3 separate regions of the Homo sapiens genome follow, and all the other regions are linked to region 3. Evidence: read pairs that join two places in POLR2A ChIA-PET (ENCODE). Cell type or tissue: PC-9. All regions are shown on one strand.

Region 1 (2,500 bases), 200 kb after region 3:
ACTCCTAGCCATTCACTGTCTGCCTTTCCCATTAGATAGTTCTGGGAAGGCAGAGACCATTTCCACCTTGCTTGCCCCTGCATCTCCAGAGTTAGTACGGTGCTTGGCACAGGGTAGGTGCTCAGTAAGCATTTTTTGAGTGTGTAATGGATGAACTGATTCTTATACATCCAGATACAGATGTCTGGTAGGTATTTGGAACTCAGAAGAAAGGTCCAGGTTAAAGATATAGAATTGGGAGAATTAAATCATGGAAGTTAATGTTGCAACCATAGGAGTAGATGAAGCCACCAGGGACAGAGTGAAGGCTAAGAGGGAAATCTTACACTCATGTTTGAGGGTTGGGCGGAAGGGGAGGGCCAGCAAAGGAGAACAACGGTGAGCTGGGAGCAGGAGGACAGAGAGCACAGAACCCAAGGGAACAGGTCTCAGTGAGATGGGAGAGGTCAAGGAAGGTGAGAAGTGCCAAGAATACAGGGGGTCTGGCATAAAGGAATCATTGGAGATCTTTGCCTGAGAGTTCCAGAGGAGCTAAAGTGGAAATGCTGTGAGTTGAAGAGTGAAGTACCTGAGGGAATGCAATGTTTACTGGTCCACAATTTTGAGGCACTTGAGAAGCATGGAGATCTGAAAGAGGGTTTTGATTTGGGGGATAGAAATGAGTTAAACTTTCATTCAAATGCTCAAATGCATTGAGCATTTGTGCCAGACAGTGTGCTGGGCTGAGCATCCTTTCTGTTTGTGGGAAAGATCCAGTAGAATCTAAAAACAAGATCACTGGAAGGATATGATTTATGGAGTCATACTCCAGATGATATGGCACATGGCTCTGGAAAAGGAGACCACTTCTTTTGAGAATCGAGGAAGTAGAGGACGGGTGGATATTGAATCCTTGCCTTCTGCTTCCAAATTCAGTGAGCTTTTTAGTCTAACTTGTTTCCTTCTTTGCATTTTTTGGAAAGCAGCTACATGCAGCTTCCCCATCTATTCATATCTCCTGGGGGAGGGCCAGGAAGAAGAAGGTGGGAACTTAAATTCTCAAATGTCTCCTCTTCCTCAGTATTGACCACAGCATATACCTTTCATTTTCATTTCTGCCTTGTCCTGCTCCCTCCTAATCTTTATATATTCACAAATTTAAGGCAAGAAAGTTTTCCCAGGCTTCACTTTGTATTTTATATCTGATGGGAGGATTCATGAAATTTGAGGGTTTGGCAACAGTCTCAAAAAACTGACCTAATAGGGAACTGAACGAGAATTTCTAGATTTAGGATGCTAAGAATTTTAACATGCTTCTGCCAGCAGAGGGAGCCCCAGGAGTGGGAGAGACAGCTCGGATGGCTACTTAATTTCTGGCAATGCCGTCAGCAGTCCAGAGGGATTTATGGGTTAACTGAAAATAAAAGAGAATGAAGGAGGGAGGGAGAGAGACTTAAATATACAGAAATAGTTACACACACATAAAATACATGTAAACTGATTCCCTTGCTCCTCCTAACACACACTCCTGATTTCCACTCTAGTCCAGTGATTCCCAAACCTCCATGAATCATCTGGGGGAACTAAGGGCAGATCCTTAGACCCCACCAAATCCTGTTGAGTCTGGCTTATTAAGGGTGGGACCTAGGAATCTGGATTTTTTGCAAAGTTCCTGACAAAGATTTTTCTGGCCAAACTTTAGTCAGGCTCCTGAACCTTCTAGGCCCATCTGGGCACTTCCTTGTAAAATCCAGTTTTACAAAGAATCCTGCTAAGTCAATTTAGCAAGAACCGAGCCCCCACCCCCCCCCCCGCCATTTTAATACCCGATTCCTTGATCTCTAATTGGTTTTTTCATTTGCCATCATCCCCCAGGGGGTGCCTGACCACCCTGGCCTGTCTTCAGAAATAATCCTGTTTCCTTTCAGCCAGAACCCTCCTTACCCCAACCTTGATGTTTCCTCTTAGAAATTTTCCATCCACCAGTCACCATCCTGCTCTTTGAGTGTAAATTATCACTCACTTCCCATGGTGTATTTGGAATTGAGTCCAGTTCTTTACTGAGATCTCTTTTCCTCCATTGCAATAGTCCCGATTAAAACCTGTTTTTACCACTTTAACTGCTCTCTAGCTCTGGTTTTCTTTGACAGTCCCCAGGTGATTCTAAAGTAACCTGTAGACATACCGGTCCGAACTTCTACTTTGGGTAATTAGGTAAATACTTTTAACTTTAGCTTGTTAGAGACTTAATGGCTCCAGACATCAACATGCTGACTGGTTGGTAGAATGTATTCCCTGGGAGACTGCTGTGTTATAACTGAGCCATTTCCTTTTTTTTTTTTTTTAAATAAACTAGTTTTTACATTTATTAATATAATACATGAGGAGGGCTTAAAAAGTCACCTAGTACAAAAGGTTTACAACTAGTGACAACAATCCTTGCTCTTTCCTTTCTCAGCCCTGGTCCCACTGACAGGCAAATCGCTTTTAAATCTTAATTTATTTTCCCCTGAAAACCAAC
Region 2 (2,500 bases), 250 kb after region 3:
GGGGCAGCTTTGAAGATAAAGGAGCAGAATAAATGCAGGCCTTTCTTAATGTTCTGCCAATGGCTCAGCAGTCAGCCCTCCTCTGGGCTGCTGACAGAGGCCACAATGCAGGTGGAAAGAGCTGCGGACCTTGTCATGATGGCCGAGTCTATGTCTCCAGTCTGGTTCTAAAAGCCATATTTTAGGGTCATCTATGGTTTTTGGTTGCCAGTGTTTCTCCTCTTCTCCTTTTCAAGTTTTGAGTTCTGGAATATGAAATCAACTTTCAAAATATAACAGTATCAATACTGCAATTATTACTGCCAGCAGCGAGTGGAAGCTTGAGTGAGGGAAAGGATATAATCTTGCTAATGTCAGCTTCCCTGAAAGATACTGGGGTGGCCAGTGAGGTCCCTTTTTTTCTGGACTGCTCCATCACACATCCCTGTGATTTCAGCCCTGCCTGGCCTCCTGCATGCCCAACAAGCCTGCTCCCGTGGGGCCTGCTATCCACCTGTTGGGGACCTGCTTGTTGGGAGGACCCGGTTTCTCCGAGCTTCATCTACCTGTGGACTGACCAAGCCTGAGACCTACTGCACCCAGTATGGCGAGGTAGGCCCTACTTCCCAGGACTGGAGGAAGGCGGGATGGGAGGGGTGTGTGAGCTGCCATTTGTCCACTGAATACTTAGAATGTACTTGGTGTAGGCCAAGCCCTGTGTACTACACGGACTGGGGAGTGCAGTAAAAGTATAAGGCCAGATCCTTGCCTCTAAGGAATTTACCTGTTGGTTGGGCAAGAGGAAATGTACTCAGAATTAACTAAATAGCTCATTTCTCTCTTATCTCTCTGAGATGACACGGAGTCTTTTCTCAGTCCTTGGGCATGGGCAGGATAGTCTTTCAAGTCTTGGGAATAGGCAAATAGGCCAAACACTGGCCGTTTATGTGTATGGAGCCTCATGTGTTATTTGGTGCTGGGATGTGTGGGCCGAACTGTGTTCTTGCCATGGCAGGAACTGAGCTGTGCCATGGTCAGTGAGATAGATGAGGAAGTGACTTGAGCTTATCCAGCAGGGTCAGAGGCTCAGATGTAAGTTGGATCAAATCCAGAAACACGATGCTTTGAGCTATGACTAACATTGCCTGTTAGTCATGGCTTTTACAAACTTTTCTTCTAATTTGTCTCTGGGTCTTTTTTTATAGGAACTTTGGTTTTCTTTTTGTTTGCCCTCAACAGGGGGGAATCTTTCTTTACCAAAGTTGAAATCACTCAGTGTTTTCTTGTCTACCAGCTGCCTCATTTAGCCATTTTGCTTGAACAAGGGAATGGATAAGGGAGTGATTTGTCCCGAGTTGCTGTAGCCTTTTGGGGAAAGAGACCGGGGTTATCTGTCCCCTTTCCAGGCTGCCCTTGTCTTCTGGGCTGTGGAAGGTGGTATCTGATATGGCCTCTGGGCCTCACTGCCCTTCTAGTCCCTGTGTTCTCTTGGCTATTTTAGCACAGATGGTATAGGGAAATGACTGGAGTTGCTGAGCAGAGATGGCTGTGGTTTTTGCATCTCACCCACTTGGATGTGGGGAAGCTCATTTGACAGGGTTGGGTAAGATGGCCAGCCCTAGCCAGGACTCCCTGTGGGTCTAGATTACTCCATGAGCATCAGGGGACCTGGCAGTATTGAGTATTGAATTTTTAAAAAAATAAAAATTAAAAAAATTTTTTTTTTTAGGCAACAGAGTGATTTTGGCTGTTCCCTCCACCCATAACCTCCAAATTATGAGCCCATATCTAAAAATTTCAGGGAGACCTCTGCCGATTTCCTTTCTCAGGCTGACTTGCATTTTGGGAGGGGAGGCAAGGAGAGGTCAGAGACCCCTATGTTGGGATGTACCCTTGATCCCAGTCCTGTCTGAAAAGTTTCTCCTCCTCCAGGCCTGGGGCTTTTGGCTTAACACTGGCCTGCCCTCTGCCTCTCTGATGCCCCAGGAAGCCAGCTGTCTTCTCTGCTCCTAAGTAGCCCCTTGAGAGCAAAACAGGGTGCTTATAAAACAGAGTCTAGACTTTTGCAACCCTGGGGATGGATAAATCTCAGCTATTTTTCTGCTGTGAAAGCTGAGAAGCACTGGCTGTTTCTTCTTTTTTTTCTAAGGGGGAATAAATTTATCTAGCCTTTTGGAAAGAATAGAGGATAGCAGGGAGTATCTTTCATGTAGTGTGTAGTTTCAGGTCTGCCACTGACTTGAGGTGTGACCTTGGGCAAGAGATTACCCCTGTGTAAGCCTCGCTGTCCTTTTCTGTAAGTGAGTATTAGATGAGATGGTCTTTAGGGTCCCTCCTTTTCCCTAACATTCTTTGGCAATGAGCCGACTGCTGACAATCAGCATCTCTCCCCCATCTTCCACCTCTCTGTCTTGTTTCATTTCTCTTTCCCTCACTACTACATGCCTACCCTTTGCAGAGGCCATGGGTTCCAGCAATGAAGATAGATACTAAAGGCATAGAGACTCCCTTTTTGTCCTCT
Region 3 (2,500 bases):
AAGTCTGGCAAATTTACTTCTCCTTCTATCCTTGCCTCAGATTCACATCCTCCACGTCTTGTCACCTTCTCCCCAAAGCCTTCCCTGTCCTCTTTAGATTGTTAGAGAAGCACTGTCTCTATGTTCCCTCAGTACACCTAATATTGAACATACCTTTATTATAGCATTTCTTCTTCTGAAGTAATGATGCTTACATGGTTGTGTCCTCTTCTACACTGTATCTCAAGGTGGCATACATTAGGTACTTAATGAGTGTTTGCTGAATGTTTGTTGAATGAATTTATCTCCTTGTGTAATGCTAACCCTCATCAGCTTCCAATTATCCACGCTAATGGAAGGGAAGAGAGGTTTAGGATGATGTGAAATAATTGACAGTTCTAAAATCTGAGATCCCTGATTCAAAAGGCTTGTGTACTCAATAATGCAGTCACACACACACAAACAGCCATGCAGCTAGGAAGGTTTTAGAGGAAGAAGTCAACTGATTCAAATCCTCTCCAGGGTGGATTCGCAAGTCATGGGAAACAGTAAAACTGATGTGTTGGGTTTGCTCTGCCAGAATGCCTTTGCACCAGATACCCTGCATACCCTGTGGTCAAATGTCTTTTCCTGTCATAGCTACAAGCCAACAGCTCCATTGCATTAAAATTGCAGGTAGTTAGTTATATCCTATATGCTTTGACGTCAGTTTAATGCTAGGGCACGTAGAAATAAGGGTGAAGAGGGTAAGCTGGTCTTTGTCCTTGGGGAGGGCCTTGAGTACCATGCTCAATAATGTGAGTTTGAGGAGCCAGTGAAGGTATCCGAGTAAGAGAGCAATATTCATATAAGTGGTTATTGAAGATCCTTGGGTGGCAATGTGAAATGTGGATCTGAGGCAGGAGGAAGATCAGTTGGGAAGGGGTTCAGAGAACAAGTAAAGAAGAAAATCCTGAAATGGAAGTGAGACAGAGCAGGGACCCCTTTTAGGATCCTGCCTTCCCACCCCCAACCCAAGCATGGGAATAAAGGAAAATCTTGAGTTTCTTCAAGGGAAATTCCAGGCACCTAGCTAGCCTTGAGAAATAAATGAGTAATCTAATAGCTTAAAACAATAGCCAAGAAAGTTAGAGTCACAGGATGTTTGGTTCTCTAGAGAAACTAAAGATAACATCTTAACATACCTCGTCCCTGAGTTGTTTTTCAGAAACCTGGACCCGCCCCTACCTTCCCCCGCACCCCACCAAATGGAAAATACTGTCTGCTGGCATGTAGACCTCAAACGGGAGAACTGAGGACTGAACTCTATCATTCTTTGTTCTAAATTTCTTCCTGAGGGCCCTGGAGAAAGTCATGCCCACATGCTAGATCTTAACATTCTTTTCTTCCAACCCCAAATGTTTAGACAAAGCTTTGCTTCCTTAGTGAATTGCAAACCAGAGAGTCTTTGAATCCACCTGTGACCTGTAAAGCCCCAATTCGAGATATACCACCTTTTTAGGCCAAACCAATATATAACCTCCATGTATTGATTTACCATTTTGCTTGTGATTTCTGATTTCCTGAAATTTATCTCAGCCTTTGAAAAAACCTTGCTTGAGGCTGGGCACGGTGGCTCATACCTGTAATCCCAGCACTTCGGGAGGCCAAGGTGGGAGGGTCGCTTAAGCCCAGGAGTTCAAGACCAGCCTGAACAACATGGTGAAACCGGTTTCCATTTCTACTAAAAATACAAAATTAGTCGGGCGATAGTGGTGCATGCCTGTAATCCCAGCTACTCTGGAGGCTGAGGCAGGAGAATCGCTTGAGCCTGGGAGGTGGAGGTTGCAGTGAGCTGAGATCACACTACTGCACACGCTGAACGTGGATGACAGAGTGAGACCCTGTCTCAAAACAAACAAACAAACAAACAACAACAAAACAACAACAACAAAAAGCCTTGCTTGTAAGCCATCAAGTAGGTCAGGTCTGAAGTGTAAACTGCCAGATTCTCCTTGTTTGGGGCCCTGCAAATAAACATCCTCCTTTCTTTTGCTGCAAAACCTCAGGGTGGATGTTTAGCTTTACTGCACAGCATAAGCAAATCCATGTTTGGTTCAGTAAGAGAAGCGGGGAGCATCCTCCTTTGAGGCAGAAAGGGAAAAGTGAAGGATTAGTGATAAAGCACAGTGAGTCCAGGGAAGCTGACAGGCTTCATATGATGCGCGGTTAAGAGGGGAACGTTAAGGGAGGAACACATAAGGTTTCATCTTTCGGAGAGCACTTTGTTTTGAAACTGGCATTGTGGGGAATTTTAATGGTGAGCTGAAGTCAGCACGATTTGTGATTTTTATCCAGCAAGAACTGTGACCTTAACAATTCCATCTAGAGGCATCTGCTTTGAAAAAAAAATGGAAGAAGGGAAAGGGCATTGCTGTGGGACCAGAGGTGATTGCTGGCGGCTTCTCCGCTTACCTCATTAAAATGCCTCTTTGCTTCTCTTGATCTCTTTTCCCCTTTAAACCACTTTGCAAGAGCTGAG

Evidence for each region. Peaks named below come from ENCODE experiments on the same cell type or tissue, not always from the same donor. Only the 100,000 strongest peaks of a DNase experiment are listed, where the experiment ranks them.
Region 1: POLR2A ChIA-PET joins it to region 3 with 9 read pairs; 1 of 35 experiments calls an interaction of 5 or more read pairs at or near these places.
Region 2: POLR2A ChIA-PET joins it to region 3 with 5 read pairs; 2 of 35 experiments call an interaction of 5 or more read pairs at or near these places.

The regions. Positions count from the first base shown.
Region 1 is chr1:209,691,900-209,694,399 of GRCh38, reverse strand. The region is part of intron 1 of HSD11B1-AS1 (HSD11B1 antisense RNA 1); the gene reads left to right. It also overlaps a transcript of HSD11B1 not described here. Among named protein-coding and RNA genes, the nearest start is that of HSD11B1, 12 kb to the left of the region's middle. In PC-9, CTCF peaks have their summits at 1,117 and 1,319 (motif pointing right); a DNase peak (open chromatin) is centred at 1,319.
Region 2 is chr1:209,648,055-209,650,554 of GRCh38, reverse strand. LAMB3 (laminin subunit beta 3) reads left to right here. Exons shown (of 23, transcript NM_000228.3): 3 at 437-591. Among named protein-coding and RNA genes, the nearest start is that of LAMB3, 3.1 kb to the left of the region's middle. In PC-9, no CTCF peak of the experiment used is centred here; DNase peaks (open chromatin) are centred at 744 and 1,084; H3K4me3 peaks cover 2,136 bases; H3K27ac peaks cover 2,374 bases.
Region 3 is chr1:209,894,566-209,897,065 of GRCh38, reverse strand. No RefSeq gene overlaps it. Among named protein-coding and RNA genes, the nearest start is that of SYT14, 42 kb to the left of the region's middle. RefSeq lists an enhancer at 472-1,671. In PC-9, no CTCF peak of the experiment used is centred here; DNase peaks (open chromatin) are centred at 555 and 1,185; H3K4me3 peaks cover 358 bases; H3K27ac peaks cover 2,500 bases.